Linked DNA regions of Homo sapiens: region 1 is linked to region 2. Evidence: read pairs that join two places in POLR2A ChIA-PET (ENCODE). Cell type or tissue: IMR-90. All regions are shown on one strand. Each heading gives the region's core, and the rest is flanking DNA. Links, peaks and the distances in the headings are about the cores only.

Region 1 (10,032 bases), core at 1,400-9,399, 70 kb after region 2:
CTACTTGGGAGGCTAAGGAGGGAGGATCACCTGAGCCCAGGAGGTCAAGGCTGCAGTGAGCCATGATTGCACCACTGCACCTCAGTCTGGGCAACAGAGCAAGACTCTGAAAAAAAAAAAAGAAAGAAATAGAGAAAGAGAGAAAGGAAAGAAAGAGAGAGAGAAAGAAATAGGAAGCAGAGTTGCTTAAGAGTGAGAGGGAAGGCAGGTGGGTGGGATGGTGGGATGAGTATAGAGAAGATTCGAAGGAAGGAAGGAGGGAGGGAGGGAGGAAGGAAAGAAAGAGAGAGAGAAAGGAGAAAGAAAGAAAGAAAAAGAAAGAAAAGAAAGAAAGAAAGAGAACGAAAGAAAGAAAGAGAAAGAGAGAAGGAGGGAGGGAGGGAGGAAGGAAGGAAGGAAGCAAGGAAGGAAGGGGAGGCAGAGGTGCCTGAGAGTGAGAGGGAAGGCAGGCAGGTGGGAGGTGGGATGAGTGTAGAGAAGATTCAAAATAGTTGCTATGGTGAATGGGAGGAGAGAGCCAACAGGGAAAACAGGAATTCCAGAGTAGTGGTAAGAATTAGAGACCATGAATTTGTTATTGCCAACAGTCTAGGTGACTGAGATTATGGTAGAGGCCTGGGCCTTCCCACCAATAGGAACCGCCTCCTACCTCCACACTCAGTAACCACCAGGACTTGCCAACTGGTTCACATAGTTTTAAGATGTGTCATCATTGGTATCTACTATGTTTGTTATGGTGTTGACATGTGTTACTGGGACAGTAGCTAGTCAGGTCCAAGATACAGGAGCAAAAGGCTGATTCAGTTGCTCTGCCCATAGGTCACCCTCCCCTGGGGCTTGCACCCCTGCCAGGCAGGAAGCTTCTCTTTGTCCCCTAACTCAACTCAGCCACTGGGAATGACTTCGTTCATTCAACTTAATCTGAGTATAACTACCCTACCTCCTTATGAATGCTGGATTTCTTTTAACCTCAAGATCTCCCCTCTGTTCCCCTCTACCCAAGCCAAATACCCATGCTATCCTTGGGAACTTTAAAAAATATCTATTTCCTAGTCAAGACAGCTGGCCACTTCACATAACAACGCAGGTCTTCTGCAACCCTAAACAAAGGCTGGAGATGGATGGGGAAACGCTCTCCTAATGGTGGATGGGTAGAGAGACGTCTGAGGTTTCTGGAAGACTGAGGACCTATTGTTTTCTCCACCAGTCTAAGCAGAACAGGTATAAAAACAGAATGGAAGGAAATTTACATTGATCCAGGACTGGGCTTTTGCTGCAAGTTGCAAATTAAGTTATTTAGGGTGCTTTTGTCTGAAAGTAGCAGAATGCCTGACTCAAGCTGGCTTAAATATGAAATAAATTATTATTTCATGTATTGGGATATCCTGGGGGAAGATACTTCAGATGGGGTTGATTTAGTGGTTTGACAACATCATCAAAGATCTGGGTTCTTCCTGTCTCTATGCACTGCCACCCTTGTTGCTGGGTTCATCCTCAGGAGGAAAGATCATCAGTTCTTTTGTCTCTTTCATGGGAAAATCTTTCCCAGAGTCCTCTTTACCCCACCTCACTCTACCCTCTAGAACTAGAAGTGAGTCACATGACTGTTTCTCTCCTGATAAGAGACAGGGAATGACCATGACCAACTTGGACCAACCGTCTGGGTTGGAATGGATGTTGGGGAGTCATTCACAACATCCATGACTGGGTATAGCAAAGATCATGGAATCTAGGCTGGATGGGAAAGGAATTGGAGGAAGGAGGGTCCTGAGAGGGAGAAAGTGGAAGGGCCAAGGGATCCTGGAGTTCGAAGAACTGCTAAGCTGGAATGATCAAAAGAACAGAAGGTACAAGTCTGTGATCAGAGAAATGTGAGACTTTAGAGGAAGATTCGTTCCAGGAGAAACTGAGGGCCAGTACATGGTCCAGGGAGATGGTGGCTAAAGTAGAGTGGAGGTGAAGGTCATTGGAATAAGAAGGGACAGGAGCTGAAGGGCCAGGAGTTCGGCCAGGTCCTGGGTCATTAAAGTCACCAATATGGCGGTAGGAACTGGGGCGAGAAGGGTAAGCCAGTTGCCAAAGCCCTCTGAGAATAACAGTTGATTGATTGATTGATGAGTAGGCATCATCAATGAGAAGGCACAGAAGGTGGTACAGCTAGATGTCAGGAGCCTCAGTGCTTACTCAAGATGGAGGACTATGGATCTGGAAATAGAGGTGTGGAGCATAGAGGACACCATGGGGGTGGGAGACGGACTACCATCCCCTGGGAAGGGCTTCGAGGACTGTCAGGGAAGAGCCAGGTCTTACTCAGGTCAGGAAGTAGAGGGAACTTTGTATGCAGAGGTCAGGACCTTAAAAATAAAGAGCACACCCCACTCTTCCCTTTCACCATCTCACAGGCTGGAATGAGAATCTGTAGGTGAGCCACCATTTACCCAGAGTGTGGGCCATATCCCTACCCGGTAATTGGTAATAGAAGCGTGCTTGAAACAGTCCTTCCCACGTGTCCGTTAATCCTTAGAGCTCGTCCGTATCAGGGGTGTAGCAGACACTCCTAGTTGCCCATTCAAAATCCATTTTAGGTAGGGCACAGTGGCTAATGCCTGTAATCCCAGCACTTTGGGAGGCTGAGGCAGGAGGATCCCTTGGGCCCAGGAGTTCGAGACCAGCCTGGGCAACATAGCGAGACCCCTTTTCTCTACAAAAAAATAGAAAAAATAACCAGGTGTGGTGGGCATGCGCCTATAGTCCCAGCTACTCTGGAAGCTGGGTGGCAATTGTGGGGGATCATTTGAGCCCAGGAGGTCGAGGTGAGCCGTGATCATGCCACTGCACTCCAGCCTTGAGTGCTCAGTGAGACCCTGTCTCAATAAATAAATAAATAAATAAATAAATAAATAAATAAATAAAGCATTCTATTTTCCTTATTAACAGAATCCCCAATTTTGTTCGGGTTTGAAACCCTTGAGAAAGACAGCTTCATCCCCAATTCAGGAGTATCACGTTAGTCTCATTCTGCTTGTGGTTGACTCGTGTAGGAATGGATATGAAAATGAGTATATGGCTATGAAACGTGAGAGGAAACTTGTTGGGGGGCTTCTAAAGAAAGATGTAGGGGCTGGGCACAGTGGCTCACACCTGTAATCTCAGCACTTTGGGAGGCTGAGATGGGAGGATTGCTTCAGATCAGGAGTTCAAGACCAGCCTGGGCAACATAGTGAAGCCCGTCTACAGAAATGTTAAAAATTAGCCAGGCGTGGGTGGTGCACACGTACAGTCCCAGCTACTTGGGAGGCTGAGGTGGGAGGGTCACTTGAGCTCAGGAGTCAAGGTTGCACATCGCTGCACTCCAGCCTGGGTGACAGAGTGAGAGCCCATCAAGGAAGGAAGGAGGGAGGGACAGAGGAAACCAAGGAAAGTAGGAAAGAAGCCAGGAAGGAAGGAGGGAAGGAAAGAAGGAAGGAGTCATTCCTAAGAAAGAGACACAAGAAGAGATGGCCTTTCTGAAATGACACGCTCTGGGTGGTAGAGCAGAATGATGGAAAGAACTTGGTTTGAACCGCTGAGTTAACTAACCCAGGAGCCACCCTACCTTGGGACTTCTCTCTCTCTCTCTCTCTCTCTGAAATATTGTTTAAGTCGTTTTAACTGGGCTTTCATTTACTCTTAGCCAAAGAATTCTGTGATGATCAGAAGACTGACCACAGCATCCCTGCAGAACAGAGCCAGACAAACATCCAGGCAAACATCCGCCTGCTGGAGGCAGCCTGCCTGGGTGCTGGGATCAGTCTCAAATCTAGCACACAATGGGCCACCCACGCTGGCATCTTTCCTATGGTGTCCTTGCCCTGGCATCTCCTGGTCATTGATAGGTCCTGGAATAAGGTACTGGAATGTGGCTCAGGTGTCTACTACCTTATAGAACCAAAGCCTCAATTCCCTTCCATTTTCTCATTCCCCTTGAGAGTTCTGGCAGCTTCTCCTTTAGTCCAACTAACACAGAAGAGATGCTCTCATTCAAATAATGGATGGGTTGACTGCCTCTAACTAGTCCGCCCTTCCTTCCTTCCTTCCTTCCTTCCTTCCTTCCTTCCTTCCTTCCTTCCTTCCTTCCATCTCTCGCTCTCTTTCTTTTTTGAGACAAGATCTTGCTTTGTCATCCAGGTTAGAGTGCAGTGGCACCATCATAGCTCACTGCAGCCTCGACCTCCAGGGCTCAAGCAATCCTCCCACCACAGCCTCCCAGTAGCTGGAACTACAGGCATGCATCACCACACTGGGCTAATTTTTGTATTTTTTGGAGAGATGGGGTTTCGTCATGTTGCTGGGCTCAAGAAATCTGCCGCTTCGACCTCCCAAAGTGCTGGGATTATAGGTGTGAGCCACTGCGCCTGGCCCAGAATTTCATTTCTTTTAAAGGCTGAATAATAAGTCTGTTGTACAGATATTCCACATTTTGTTTGTCTGTTAATCCGTAGATGAACATTTAGTTTCTTTCCACTTTTTGGCTACTGTGGATAATGCTGGTATAAACATGGTTCTACAAATTCCTATTCATGTTCCTGCCTTCAATTCTTTGGGGGGATATAGCCAGTAGTAGAATTGCTGGGTCATGTGGTAATTCTGTATTTAAGTTTTTGAGGAAACACGTTTTGTTTTTTCTTTTTTATTCTTTTAACACAAAGAACATTTCTTCTGTATTTTTATGTAATCTGCCAGGATAGCCACGCGTGCCTGATAGCATCTCCTTTTAAACCCAAAAGCTGAATACATCACCCTTGGAAGGGGAAATATCTTCCTTGTATCAGTGAGTCACCGCCTCTCTCGCTAAAGCAGAAATAAAAATTATTAATTTAATTCCAGCTGGGCACATTGGCTCATGCCTGTAATCCCAGCATTTTGGGAGGCCAAGGCAGACAGATCATCTGAGGTCAGGGGTTCGAGACCACCTTGGCCAACATGGTGAAATCCCATCTCTACTAAAAATATAAAAATTAACTGGGCATGGTGTTAGGCATCTGTAGTTCCAGCTACTCAGGAGGCTGAGGCAAGGGGATCACTTGAACCTTGGAGGTGGAGGTTGCAGTGAGCCGAGATCACACCGCTGCATTCCAGCCTAGGCAATGAGTGAGACTCCGTCTTAAAAAAATAAAAATAAAAATAAAAATAAAAATGTAATTCCAACAGTGCATTTTGCTACAGAGGATAGAGAGGGGAAGCAGAATAAAGTTATGCTGAATAGTTGGACATTTAGGACATGAGACAAAAAACAGAAGCAGAGAGACTGAGAGAAGGAAGAGAGGAGCTGAGTTATGGGGCTGTGGCGTGAAGACCACCAGCCCCAAGACTCCCTCGAGTGATCCTCAATAAAGAGTTCCTCCCTAGTCCTGGACTCCAGGAGGCCTGACTCATTTACAACATGTCTTCTTGTTTTCTACGAGATCTCGTCTTCCATATTTCTCTCTGAGCATCCGCATAAGAAGCCCTAAGTGTGTAACTGTTCAAACGAACGCAGCTAAAACACAGTCTCATTCCCTTGGTTCCCACCAAACTGACAGCACCTTCATGTCAATGACATTGACTCACTTGGGCCCATTTTGTTGAGCCAGTGACATGGCACTCATCAGAGTAGTCGTCTCAATCCAGCTAAAGAGCTCCAAGCCAAATGGAGAAGCCAGTGGAATGGGTAGGAACTGGGATTGTCACTATGCTGAGGAATGGAGATGGTGATATGGGATAAAGCAGGTACAGCAAGCAGGACGTGAGGGCCAGAGCTGAGGGGTCTGCAGGTCAGGAGGCTGAGCTCAGGATCGCTGGAGGCCCCAGGAAGGTGTAGGGAGGGCACCTTGGTTCTGCCCACCTGCAGGAAGAGAAGAGGGGATGGCGATAGAGTCCATGATTGAAGATCTCTGTACTTCTCCCTGCCCATGGCATAGCTCTTACCAAAACTCCCTCTTTTCACTGGCCTTTTTATCCAGTCAAACCAAATTTCCCTTGTCTCTCTCTCTCTCTCTCTCTTTCTCTTGCTTTTTTTCATACCCACCCCCATTTCTCTTATGCCTAGAACAGTCGCCCACTTAGCATCTGCCTGCCCAGTACTTTGCCTTCCTTTACAACTCCACCTACCACTTAATTTCTCTAAGTGGCTAATTAACTGAAAGTTGAATAATTATACCTCTTTCCCCAAAACACATCTCTGAAATCCCACATGCCCCTGGGGTTGCGATCCATGAAGAAAGGTCTCTGACTACCTAATTTTCATTAAGGGAATTCAATGAGATGACTAATTACAAGCACCATGCCTGGTATCTAATACTGTTCAGTGAACTGCAGCTATTAATTAATAATGATATGTTATTAATAATAATAAAATAATAATATGATATAAGCTCTTAGAAGACAAGGACAGTGGCTGCTCTATGCCAAGTTTCAATAATCCAATATTCAATTTTTTTTTTTTTTGAGACAGAATCTCGCTCTGTCGCTCAGGCTGGAGTGCAATGGCACGATTTCGGCTCACTGCAACCTCCATCTCCTGGGTTCAAGCAATTCTCTGCCTCAGCCTCCCGAGTAGCTGGGATTACAGGTGCCTGCCACCATGCCCAGCTAATTTTTGTATTTTTAGTAGAGACAGGGTTTCACCATCTTGTTCAGGCTGGTCTTGAACTCCTGACCTCGTGATCCACCCACCTCAGCCTCCCAAAGTGCTAGGTTTCTAGGCGTGAACCACCATGTCTGACCTCAGATATTTAATTGTAGCAGAGATTGATAGATTTTTCTGCCATGCCCATCTTCCCCCTCTAGCTCAATTTGAGATCACAGACCTTCATATCCATAGCTGTGGCTTATTGGACCAGGGTGAACATCTGCCCAGGAGAGCAAGACTATTGGCTGGTCAGTGGCCAATTGGGACTGCTCTATTGAGAATATGAGCCATGTGTAGCGGCTCATGCCTGTAATCCCAGCAATTTGGGAGGCCAAGGCAGGAGGATCACTTGAGGCCAAGAGTTCAAGACCAGCCTGGGCAACATAGCGAGACCCTGTCTCTACAAAAAAAAATTTTTTTTAATTAGGCATGGTGGTGTGTGCTTGTAGCCTAGCTACTTGGGAGCCTGAGGTGGGAGGATTGCTTTAGCCAAGAGTTTATTTGTAGAGATGAGGTTTCACTATGTTGCCCAGGCTGGTCTCAAACTCCTGGGCTCAAGCAATCCTCCCACCTCGGCCTCCCAGAGTGGTAAGATTACAAGCGTGAGTCACCAGACCCAACCCCAGCTCTGCCATCTCTATGGTGTTACCTTCATCAGCATGATCCAAAATGGTTCCCACCAGAACTGAATTCTAAAAAGGCTGGAAGCACTTTAGGAGGCTGAGGCAGGTGGATCACCTGAGGTCAGGAGTTCGAGACCAGCCTGGCCAACATGGTGAAACCTCATCTTTACTAAAAATACAAAAAATTAGCTGGGCGTGGTGGCACGTGCCTATAATCCCAGCTATTTGGGAAGCTGAAGCAGGAGAATTGCTTGAACCCAGGAGGTGGAGGTTGCAATGAGCGGAGATTGCACTACTACACTCCAGCCTGGGTGACAGAGCAAGACTCCATTTTTCAAAATCAATAAATCAATAAAAAATTAAAAGCCTGGAAGAAAGAGGAAAGGAGAAAGAGAAGGCATGTTCCTCCCTTGAAGGATGGGATCTGTCACTGCCACTTGCAGGTCATTGGCCAGAGCGTAGTCACATGGTCACACCTACCTGCAGTAGAAGGTAGGAAATGCCATCCTCATTCTGCTGACCATGTTCCCTACCGAAAATCAGGGAGCCAGACATTGAAGACAACCAAGAATTCCTGCCACCAGTACCCATGAAACAGTCCTCTGAGCTGGGGCTGAATGAGTCCTACACATGGAAGGAAATCTTTGGGTTTCCAGGGGATCTGGGCAGCTCTGAGGCATATAACATAGCCCAGCCAGGAAAAAGCTCCCAAAAGAGAATTTATTTGTCCAGGAATGTACAGGCAAAAAATCACCATTCTGTGTTTTTCCATGGGGTAGAGGCCTGACCAACCTCATGTGGTTTGTTCCGTCCAGCTTGGCACTGACAGAGGCTGGTGGGGCCTGGGGGAGGGTCTGAAAATCCAGGGTCTCAGGTATGAACTACTGCTCTGATCAACTGCTAGGCTGTGTCCTGTGGGAATGTGCTGGGTTTCTACATGACCCAGAGGTCACTGATTTCACAAGATCTGCAAACAATCCAATATTCAAATATTTAACTATAGCAGAGATTGATAGATTTTTCTGCCATGCCCAGTATCCCCCTATAGCTCAATCTGAAATCAACAGACCTTCATATCCACAGCTGTGGCTTATTGGACCATTCCCTGATCCACCAGCTGAACGAGAGTCATGCTGTCCTCTGAGGCTCCACCATACCTGGAATAGACATCTCTTGGTAGGACCATGCTTCCTGTGTTCTCAGTTGATATGGCTCAGATTGAGCTGTCCCCTTCCGCAAGTCCCAGGGGCAGGTCCAGGATCCAGTCCTAGATAATCAAAGCACAATTTTTCCCTGGCTACTGTGCTTTGTTCAAGAGCAGGCACATGATTCAGGTTGGTCTGAGACAAGTCTTGGAATTTTGGCTAAAATCATTGAAAAAGTGGTGCTCTTTGAGTTGGAGTTGCTAAGCTGGCAGGACATAAGCCTAAAGCTCTTGGTGGCCGTCATGCCAGCAGGGAATTAAGTTGACTCAGAGAAAACCAGAGGCAGAGGGTAATGATGGAGGGATTTCTGATGACATCATTTGAACACACTGATCAAGCCATACCTGAAACCTCACTAGATTTAGGAGCCAATAACCTCCCTTTATTGCTTAAGCCAATTGGAGCAGGCATACATATCACTTTTGACCAAGAGTCTTGGCTAATCTAGCATCTTTGTGTCCCTTCATAACGTGGCTTCTCACTTTGTATCTGATGTGGCAATTATTCCTGAGCACAATTAATGCGTCCTCCTTGGCTACGAGAATTTTTTTTTCTTTTTTTTTTCTTTTTAGATGGAGTCTCTCTCTGTTGTCCAGGCTGGAATGCAGCGGTGCGATCTCAGCTCACTGCAACCTCCACCTGCTGGATGCAAGTGATTCTCCTGCCTCAGCCTCCCGAGTAGCTGGGACTAAAGGTGCATGCCACCACGCCCGGCTAATTTTTATATTTTTAGTAGAGACAGGGTTTCACCATGTTGGTCAGGCAGGTCTCGAACTCCTGACCTCAAGTGATTTGCCCTCCTCAGCCTCCCAAAGTGCTGGGATTACAGGCATGAGCCACCGTGCCCAGCCAGCTATGAGATCTTGAAACCAGAATTCCTCCTAGGTGCCAGACACAACTCAGGTGTTTGGGGAATGCTTGGTGAATGAGTGGCTGGATCGATGAATGGATGGACTGATGGATGGAAATAATTAAGATAATACACGTCCCTCCAGAACATCAAGCCTCCAATTGCAGCCTATGCTTCTCCAGGCCTTTCTCAGAATCCTTGCCCCATTCTTGTGTTCATTCACTGAGGTAATAAATGTTTATTGCTCACTACAATGTGTGAGGCTGTGTGCCAGGGAGTGTGGCACAGTGGATTCCTCAGCCTAGACACTGTGGACACTTTTGTTTTTTGTTTTTGTTGTTATTGTTTTTGAGACAGGGCTTCACGCTATGGCCCAGCTGGAGTGCAGTGGCACAATCACAGCTCACTGCAGCCTCAACCTCCTGGGCTGAAGCAATCCTCCCGCCTCAGCCTCTCAGTTAGCTGCGACTACGGGTGCATGCCACCATGCCTGGCTAATTTTTTTTGTATTTTTTTGTAGAGATAGGGTCTTCCTATATTGCTTAACCTGGTCTCTTAATCTTAATCTTAATCTGGTGGCACCCGGGCTCTGGAGTCATATGGACCTGGATTTGAACCCCAGCTCTGCCCCTTCATCTTGGTGTGACCCTGGACAACTTGCTTAGCATCTCTGGGCCTTGATTTCTTCATCTGTAAAGTGAACAT
Region 2 (10,032 bases), core at 901-8,900:
TGATAGCTTGAGTGAGGCCCTTTCTGAGAAAGTCCATCTGAGCTGAGATCTGGATGTCAGGAAGGAGCTAGCTCTCTGAATACTTTTCCTAGGAGAAAGTATTCTAGGCAAAGGGAATAGCAGGTGCAGAGTCCCTGAGGTAGGAATGAGCTTGATATGTTCCAGGAACAGAAGGAAAGTCAATATGAATGGAGCATAGTGGGCAAGGAGGAGAGTGATGTGAGCTAACCCCTTGAGAGACAGTCAGAGGCCAGATCGAGTAGGGCCTTCGAGGCCAGAGTATGGACTTCAGCCTTAGCTAATGCAGTACATTCACTGACACCTACGGGTGGTTTGCCAAGCACTTGTCAGGTACAAATTGGTCTCATCTTATACAATGGAGAGAGCATTTTGAGATTATTATCATTATCACTTTTTTTTTTTTTTGAGACAGTCTGGCTCTGTCACCTAGGCTGGCGTGATCTTGGTTCACTGCAACCTCAGCCTCCCAGGTTCAGGCAATTCTCCTTGCCTCAGCCTCCAGAGTTGCTGGGATTACAGGCGCCCGCCTCCATGCCCGGCTCATTTTTGTATTTTTAGTAGAAATGGGGTTTCACCATGTTGGTCAGGCTGGTCTTGAACTCCTGACCTCGTGATCCACCCAGCTCGGCCTCCCAAGGTGCTGGGATTACAAGTGTGAGCCACCGTGCCCATCCCATCCTCACATTTTGAGATTAAAAGTACCTTACAGGCTGGGTGTGGTGGCTCACGCCTGTAATCCCAGCACTTTGGGAGGCCAAGTCAGGAGGATTATTTGAGCCTGGGAGTTTGAGACCAGCCTGTGCAACATGGTGAGACCTCGTCTCTACAAAACATAAAAAATTAGCCAGGCATGGTGGCATGTGCCTGTAGTCCCAGCTACTTGGGAGGCTGAGGCAGGAGGATCAGTCGAGCCCAGAAGATTGAGGCTACAGTGAACTGTGTTCATGCCACTGCACTCCAGCCTGGGTGACAGAGTGAGACCTTGTCTCCAAAAAAATCAAATAAATCAAATAAATAAAAAATTTAAAAGTACCTTAGAGAGCATGCTTAGCCTAATCCTTTTCTTTTGCAAATAAGGAAACGAAGAAGAGTTCTAAAGTGTTCTCACAGCCAGGGTCTGCGCATCCCTGTGCCTCTTCCATAGACAAGCTCCTGAAAAGGAGGACTCAGTTCTTACAATTTCATTCAGATGTTCTTGAAGGAATCTTATCTTCTTATGAACTCCTTTGTAAAGAAAAATTACTCTCGCCCCTCCCATTTACTTTTTTTGTAAATGTAGATTTTTATCAATCGGATTTTCCTTCTTTTTTTTTTTGAGATGGAGTCCTGCTGTGTCGCCCAGGCTGGTGTGCAGTGAGTGGCATGATCTCGGCTCACTGCAACCTCTGCCTCCCGACTTCAAGTGATTCTCCTGCCTGAGCCTCCTGAGCAGCTGGGACTACAGGCGCGTACCACCACACCCAGCTGGTTTTTGTATTTTTAGTAGAGACGGGGTTTCACCACATGGCCAGGCTGGTTTCGAATTCCTGACCTCGTGATCCACCCGCCTCGGCCTCCCAAAGTACTGGGATTACAGGTGTGAGCCACCGTGCCTGGCCCATTAACTATCTTGCTATGGCATCATTTAAAATAGCTGCATACCCTCCTGTTATATGACTGTGCCATAATTTACTTAACCAATCTCCTCCTGTTGGACTCAGAGGAATTTTTAAAAATTCATTTAGCCAGGCTGGGGGTGATGGCTCACACCTATAATCCCAGAGCTTTGAGAGGCCCAGGCGGGAGGATTGCTTGAGGCCAGGAGTTTAAGGCCAGCCTGGGCAACATAGGGAGACCGTATCTCTACAAAACAAAAACAAAAACAACAACAACCAAAAAACAACAACAACAACAAAACCCCCCATATATATATATCTCTCTTCCTTTTCTTTCTATCACCACCACCAATTCAGTAGCACAGGTGGCTTACTGAGTCACTCCTATATAATCCCAGCTGACTTCTAAATGATGTCACTTCCCCAGGCTTCCCCTCCCATCCCACGTCCTCATGTCGGTCTGAGGGATTTTTTTTTTTTTTTTAATTTTTGAGAAGGAGTCTCGCTCTGTCACCCAGGCTGGAGTGCAGTGGAGCGATCTTGGCTCACTGCAACCTCTGCCTCCCAGGTTCAAGCGATTCTCCTGCCTCAGCCTCCCGAGAAGCTGGGACTATAGGTGCATGCCACCACCCCTGGCTAATTTTTTGTATTTTTAGTAGAGACGGAGTTTCACCGTGTAAGCCAGGATGGTCTCCACTTGCTGATCTCATGATCCGCCCGCCTTGGCCTCCCAAAGTGCTGAGATTACAGGCGTGAGCCACTGCACCCGGCTGGGATTTCTTAAGTCACTGCTTTTCTCATGTCCTCTGTCAGCCCCAAGAACGGCTCCATCTTAACTTTGCAACTGGTTCAAACATCTCAGCCTTTTTTTCTTTTTGAAGGTTTCCCCAAATCAGTCCCATTTAATCTCCCTCCACTATGATAGTCATTTGTTTCTGGGCCTGGCTTGTGCTGCTGGTCCTGTTGGGAATGCCTCCTCTCATCCCACTGTTTCCAGCCCCTTCCTCCAGTGAGGGCCCGCTTACATCTCACCAGCTTCATAACCCTCCCAAGGCTGTGCTTGCCTGTGAATTTCGCCTTTCTTTGAGCGTCTGTTTCAGTGAGATGGAACCACCCAGTTTAGGAGGCAGTAAGAAAACAAGCAAGACTGTGTCTCTCACCGCATAGTTGCACTGGCCATCTGACAGGTCCTGGAGCACACTCATTTCTTTTCTTTTCTTTTTTTTTCTTTTTGAGATAGATTATTACTATGTTACCCAGGCTGGCCTCAAACTCCTGGGCTTAAGGGATGATCTCTCGTCGCTGGGACTACATGTGTGTGCTCCTGCACCAGGCTCTGGAACACTCTTATTTCTCTCTCACCCCTCAGCTTTATGTTTTCCATCCCTCTTCCTGGAATGCCCTTCTTTCAACTCATTACAGCTGGCTCCTTCTTGATATTCAGATCTAGTGTAAATGTCACTTCCTTGGAGACACTATCCCTGCCCCTTGTCAGAAGTAACTCCCTTGCTCCTATCACAGCATCCTGCTTGTTTCTTTCAAACTCTGTATCCCAAGCTGTCCTCACTGCATTTCTTTTCACCGTGATTGCCTGTCTGCCCCACTGCACCTAACCTCCCAAAGAGCCTCTCTTATTCACCTGTTCATCCCTAGCTCCTGTACAGTGCTGGGGTGCTCAGTAAGTGTTTGCTGAATGAACAGATGAGATTGGACAGAACGGGGAAGGAGAAGGGAGACATCAAGGTATCCTTTGAATTTCTGGCTTGGGAAGTTGAACTGATGGCAGGTGGTGCTACTGGCTGATCTTGGGAGCTCTGGAAGTCACATGTGGGTGGGGTGAACTGAGATCATGATTTGTCTTTTGTAGCTGTTTGAATTGCCTCTAAACCATTTAAGTATAGAATATCTGGAGGTGGTTAAATATATGGGCCTGGAGCTCGAGAGCAATGCTTGGGCACCATCCAAATCATAAGAATAGCTACCATGGCTAGACATGAGAAGCTGCCCAAAGCCATGTATTAGTCTGTTCTCACACTGCTAATAAAGACATACCAAAGACTGGATAATTTATATAGGAAAGGTTTAATTGACTCACAGTTCCAATGTGTCACCTGGGGAGGGCTGGGGAGGCCTCACAATCATGACAAAGGCAAGGAGGAGCAAAGCCACATCTTACATGGTGGCAGGCAAAACAAGAATGAGAGCCAAGCAAGAGGAGAAACCCCTTATAAAACCCTCAGATCTCGTGAGACATATTCACTACCACGAGAACAATATGGGGGAAACCGCCCCCATGATTCAATTCTCTCCCACCAGGTCCCTCCCACAACACATGGGAATTATGGGAGCTAACAATTCAAGATGAGATTTGGGTGGGGACACAGCCAAACCATATCAGGCCACTTGGCCAATAAGTGACCAAGCCAGGATTTGAACCAGGTGGTTTGTTTCCAGTGCCCATCATACCACTGGACTGAGATAGGTGTGTAAGGGACAAAAACCAAGATGAGTTCCTTGCCTCTGAGGGTCTTATTGTTTTTGGGGGGAAATAAAACATAAATACTCATAACTTACCAGACTGGAAGGGCTTGCATAAGAGCCCTGTTAGTTTTATTTGACCCTTATCCAAGCTTAAGTGCAGTGATTGTTTGGTTAAAATGGTAAGTCAGTGTCAGCCACTTCCTCCGATTCCTGAAGCCTTAGGATCATGTGACCATGATAATTCATTAAAATTAGCTAAGGATGTTGGAAATGCAAAATCCTCTCCATAGATCATCATTTATTTTGGAAATATGATTCATAGCCCTCAGGAATGGAAAACAGGAAGCTGAAAAGTCACAGTAAAAGTGAAAGAAGATAGGAATTTCTAATCTATTCAAAAAAGAGAAGTTGAATCAGGGGATCCTCAGGGATTCCTGAATGATGACTGCATGGGATTAGAACATGGGTTGAGAAACATACAAGCAGCAGAGGGTGAAACCCCACTCGGTGCATTCCAGTGGGTAATTTGAATAAATGGGGGTGGTGGTCATGGTTCCTTATTGCCTCTAGTAGGCAGGGCTTTGTGTAGACCATGACTTTTGGTAGAAGCCAAACGAAGATTAATTTTTTAGGGCTGCTGGTTGGCCTGGAATTAGGGTGTTTTTTTTTTTTGAGACAGCGTTTCGCTCTTGTTGCCCAGGCTGGAGTGCAATGGTGTGATCGTGGCTCACTGCAACCTCTGCCTCCCGGGTTCAAGCAATTCTCCTGCTTCAGCCTCCCAAGTAGCTGGGATTACAGGTGCCCGCCACCACGCCTGGCTAATTTTTTGTATTTTTAGTAGAAACAGGGTTTCACCATGTCGGCCAGGCTGGTCTCAAACTCCTGACCTCAGGTGATCACCCACCTCAGCCTCCCAAAGTGCTGGGATTACAGGCGTGAGTCACCGCACCCAGCTGAAGTAGGGATGTTTTAATAACCTCTTTACCTCAGTGGTGAGGGAGGGATTCCCAGTTCCCACCCCAGGGTTATGGCGGTAGCTGAACACATGACACCCAACACTGGGCAAATGAGATTGGCAGCAGTTTTTGGTCACACACACTCACAGCTCGGGGAGGAAGACCCCACTTGCCGTGCAGGGCCACACAGAAACAGAGTGAACAACCAGGGCCAGTGCGGGGCAGGCTTTGTAGCACCAAGAGGGTGAGGAGGCCCTGGTTCCCCGGAGGATGTGACTGGCTCATTTGGACAACTCCGTGGGTTGGCAGGAGACTCACACCTGCCGCTCAGGGATTAGCAGGAACTGCATCTGGTCTTTTTGATAAGGAAGGCTGTTTCACTGGGCGCCCTTTGCCAAGGGAGGACTGGGAGAGAAACTTGGGGTGAGGCACTCCTGATTTCACCTGATGTCAAAGCAGCACCTCATATTAGAGCTTAATTTTAGGCCTTACACTGCACGGTGGGTACCCAGTGGGTCCTGCTGACTGCCCTTCATCTCCTGATTTGGTGCACTCCTTCCTGTGATCTGAAGCTCAACACACAGCCTCATCCCTGCCAGCTTGGGACAGGGGCCATTCCAAAATTCAAGGCCACCAGAGCTTTTCGTCCTTTTCTCTTGCTGCTGATTTGTTTTCTTTTTTTCTTTTTTTTTTTTTTTGGTGACTTCCCAAGAGGAAGAGGAGGGGAGAAAAGAGAAACATTCCATTTGGCCGCATATATAGCGCAAATGTTTCATGGAGTAGGGAAAGACTGAAACAAAAACAAAAACTGTATCCACCACCACTCCCAGCTCATTTTCCACACAGCGATCATAGTGATCTTTAAAAATTAATTTGGTGGCTGGGCGCTGTGGCGTACTCCTGTAATCCCAGCACTTTGGGAGGCCGAGGCTGGTGAATCACTTGAGGTCAGGCATTCGGCACCAGTTTGACCAACATGGAGAAACTCCGTCTCTACTAAAAATACAAAAATTAGCCAGGCGTGATGGTGGCACACATGTAATCCTGGCTACTCAGGAGGCTGAGGCAGGAGAATTGATTGAACCCAGGAGGTGGAGGTTGCAGTGAGCTGAGATAGTGGCATTGCACTCCAGCCTAGGCAACAAGAGTGAAACTCTGTCTCAAAATAAATAAAATAAAATAAAATAAAATAAATTAATATGGCTGGGTGTGGTGGCTTACACTTGTAATCCCAGCACTGTGGGAGGCTGAGGCCGGTGGATCACTTGAGGTCAGGCATTCGAGACCAGCTTAGCCAACATGGAGAAACCCTGTCTCTACTAAAAATACAAAAATTAGCTGGGTGTGGTGGCAGGCGCCTGTAATCCCAGATACTTGGGAGGCTGAGACAGGAGAATCGCTTGAACCCAGGAGGCAGAGGTTGCAGTGAGCTGAGGTTGAGCCACTGCACTCCAGCCTGGGCAACAAAGCAAGACTCCATCTCAAAAATAAAAATAAAAATAAAAAAATTAAAATTAAATGTGATCTTACCAGGTTCCTGCTTAGAACCCTTATGTGGCTTAGGTCTTAGGATACAGACAAACTCTACCATGGCCCACAGGCTCCAGGCAGCCTAGCCCCTGCCTGCTTGTCCAACCGTAACTCATGCCTTACTTCTCTGTACTTTTTATGGCACAGTCATACAGTTCTCCTTTAAGTTCTATAAACCTGCTCTGCTTTTCCTGCCCCAGGACCTTTGCACATACTGTTCTCTGCCTAGAATGCTCTTTCCTCCCGCATTCACTAGTTAAGTAATACTCATCCTTCAGATTTTAGCTAAAACATTCCTTCCTCAGGTAGGCTGATCTCCCCAAATAGGCCAAATTTCCCTACTATAAGCTCTCATGCCATCATTTGCCTTTTCACCATTATACTCAGCACAAGTTGCAAGATGCCATTTGCTTGAATTATTTGATTAATTTCCATCTCCTCATATCTCTATGAGACTGGCTACCTTATTTATCCTTGGTCTCTAGAGAGTGCCTCATTGAATAGTTGTTGAGTGAATGCGTCAATGAATGAGTTAACTGTGATTTGGGGACCTTCTGAAAAGAAAGGAAATGAAGATTTAAATAAATTATATACCTTTTTTTAATTATCAAAACAGTCACATTAAGGACACTTACATTGCCAGGCTAAAATCAGGAAGGGTTTAAAAAGTTACTCCCCTTTAGAAAGAGAAATGCATGTCTATTACCAATGCTATGTGAAATCAGCCAAGAGAAAGCAGATCCCTTCTCTTCTGACACAGAAAGGAAGCCATGAATACTGGCAATTACCGTAGCAGAAGTCTGTCTTTAAGTATAAGAAAACAGATCCTACAAAACGTGACTCTCATCACCTTTGGCGGTGACATTATTTTCTACAGTAAACTAAAAATAATACAAATATGACGCCTGTTATTGTAGGACGTGTCTGACATATTACACACAGTTGAAGTGACACATCACTCTCTCGCCCAGAGCATCAGTGGGGAAGGTGATGGAAAACAGTAGATGGATCCAGTGATTATTTGTAATTTCACATTCTGACTCCATCTGCGGCCTCATTAAGGTGATAGAAACATACTAGGAATAAGGCACCAAAAACAAAGGTACAAAGGCCCAGAAGCCATCAGAATGGAAACTTGTAACAGTGACATAGAATTCGTGAAGTAAAGAAATGTAAGCTCCAAAGAAATCATATGTAGTAATCCACTTTTTAAAATATCTTTGAAAAGGTAGTAAAAATCAAAGTTCAATCTGGCATAATTAACTTGGTTCCTGAGTTTAAAGCCAAATAAAACCCTGTATCAAAAAATGGTTTTATTCATGCTGTCTTACATGAATATAGTAGAAAGCTGCTGGTTTTTAAAAGGTATCAAAATGGTAACTCTTAGAACATATATAAAAAAATTCACAGATCCTTCATCAGTCACAATATTTAATAGTGGTCTCTAAACTATTCGATAAAATAGCTATTGTTTAGAAACAGATAAATAGCCAACTCTAGTGACCAAACCAGGAAAAGGAAATCCTGAAGCAGGATCCTAAAACCTGTCACTGTGCATTTTCATATTCTCAGCAGTTGATGTATGGAAATGGTAAAAGTGTGGTGTGGGTTGCTTTTGAAGCAGCTAGCACCCAGACTGCGTCAGTTCTGATTGGCTGCAAAGTACAGAGTGTTAATGGCATAAAGCCAGCTTTTTAGTCACTTTCAGTCATAGAATTGTTTTGTTGTTGTTGTTGTTGTTTTTTGAGACAGAGTCTTGCTCTGTTATCTAGGCTGGAGTGCAGTGGCACTATCTCGGCTTATTGCAACCTCCACCTTCCAGGTTCAAGAGATTCTCCTGCCTCAGCCTCCCAAGTAGCTGGGATTACAGGCGCCCACCGCCACACCCACCTAATTTTTGTATTCTTAGTAGAGACAGGGTCTCACCATGTTGGCCAGGCTGGTCTCGAACTCCTGACCTCAGGTGATCCACCCGCCTCAGCCTCCCAAAGTGCTGGGATTACAGGCGTGAGCCACCACGCCCGGCCTTCAGTCAAAGAATTGTGATGAGGATCGGAATGCATTGGGTAGCTCAGCAGTTAGATTTGATAGATTCCAAGGCTGGTCTGGTGAGTTACCTGATTTGGTCTATAGCCCTTCTAGAACTGTCCAGTGGAAACCTAAGTTCCTGAGGCTCCCAGGGTTGGTCCGGGCTCCCTGAGAACATTAGAACCAGGGAAGGTATGGGCTGAGTCTGTGTGCCCATTCATCAGGCTTGCCCTCTGTTCCAGTTACCTGTTGCTGTGGAACAAATAAGCCCCAAACTTAGGGACTTAAGATAGCAATGTGGTTTTCTGGATTTATGGGGCAGTTCTCACTTGGGATGTATCATGCGGTATCAGTCATATGTTAGTGGAGTCCAGAATCACCTGAAGGCTTCTTCTCTCTCATGTTTGGTGACTGGGCTTGGATGGCTTGAAAGCTGGGGCTGGTCAGGCACTGTCCACGTGACTGCTTGGGCTTCCTCACAGCAGGGCAGTCTCAGGATAGGCAGACATTTTTTTTTTCTTTTTTTTTTTTTTGAGATGGAGTCTCGCTCTGTCACCCAGCCTGGAGTGCAGTGGCACGATCTCAGCTCAATGCAACCTCCACCTCCCAGGTTCAAGTGTTTCTCCTGTCTCAGCCTCTTGATAGCTAGGACTACAGGTGCCCGCACCATGCCCAGCTAATTTTTGTATTTTTATTAGAGATACGGTTTCACCATGTTGGCGAGTCTGGTCTTGGACTCCTGACTTTAAGTGATCCGCCCGCCTTGGTCTCCCAAAGTGCTGGGATTACAGGTGTGAGCCACCACACCTGGCCAGGATAGGCAGACTTTTAAATGGCGTCTGGCTTCCCCGATAGCAAGAGTTCCAAGGGACAGCAAGTAGAAGCTGTCAGCCTCTTAAGATCAGGATCTGAAACTGACACAATGTCACTTCCACTTTTGGATAAAGCAATCAGAGCCACCCATATTCAAGGGGAGGAGATAAAACCCTTAGGTCTTGGGGGACTTGAGTGTCAAAGAATTTGTGGCCACCTTTAGTTCTCCACATTCTCCAGCCAGGATGAAAAGGGTTTGTTTTTAGTTGGACATTATCCTAGTCTGACCTCATAATGAAATGTTTTGCATTCATGTAGATCTTTACACATTAAAAGACAGTTCATGTGCACTGTCTCAATTTGTCCTCACAATATCTCTGAGATAGTAGTTGGGCAACAAGGAGACAGAGGCACAGAGGTGAGAGGCCTAGGGTCACACAACTTCCTGGGGACAGAGTTGAGACTTACATCTCAATCTCTTTTCTCTGAGTCCATGTAGAGGGATTCTGGTTTGTTTAACCAGGTCACTTTGCTCTCAGACACAGAGAGCAACAGAAGATGAAAGCATATTTCCCTTTGGCTGAAAATGTGGCCACAGAGCTTTGCAG

The links. ChIA-PET counts read pairs that join two places held together with the same protein. Peaks named below come from ENCODE experiments on the same cell type or tissue, not always from the same donor. Only the 100,000 strongest peaks of a DNase experiment are listed, where the experiment ranks them.
Region 1: POLR2A ChIA-PET joins it to region 2 with 5 read pairs; 7 of 35 experiments call an interaction of 5 or more read pairs at or near these places.

Annotation. Positions count from the first base shown.
Region 1 is chr12:121,115,280-121,125,311 of GRCh38, reverse strand. LOC105370030 (a long non-coding RNA gene) reads right to left here. Exons shown (of 3, transcript XR_007063494.1): 2 at 8,430-8,539; 3 at 5,606-5,863. Among named protein-coding and RNA genes, the nearest start is that of P2RX7, 13 kb to the left of the region's middle. In IMR-90, for the core only: no CTCF peak of the experiment used is centred there; no DNase peak of the experiment used is centred there; H3K27me3 peaks cover 2,960 bases.
Region 2 is chr12:121,185,166-121,195,197 of GRCh38, reverse strand. It overlaps P2RX7 (purinergic receptor P2X 7), which reads right to left. Exons shown (of 13, transcript NM_002562.6): 13 at 7,166-10,032. The region is part of intron 2 of LOC105370032 (a long non-coding RNA gene); the gene reads left to right. Among named protein-coding and RNA genes, the nearest start is that of P2RX4, 20 kb to the left of the region's middle. RefSeq lists an enhancer at 4,770-5,270. In IMR-90, for the core only: no CTCF peak of the experiment used is centred there; DNase peaks (open chromatin) are centred at 2,017 and 4,477; H3K4me3 peaks cover 237 bases; H3K27ac peaks cover 1,397 bases.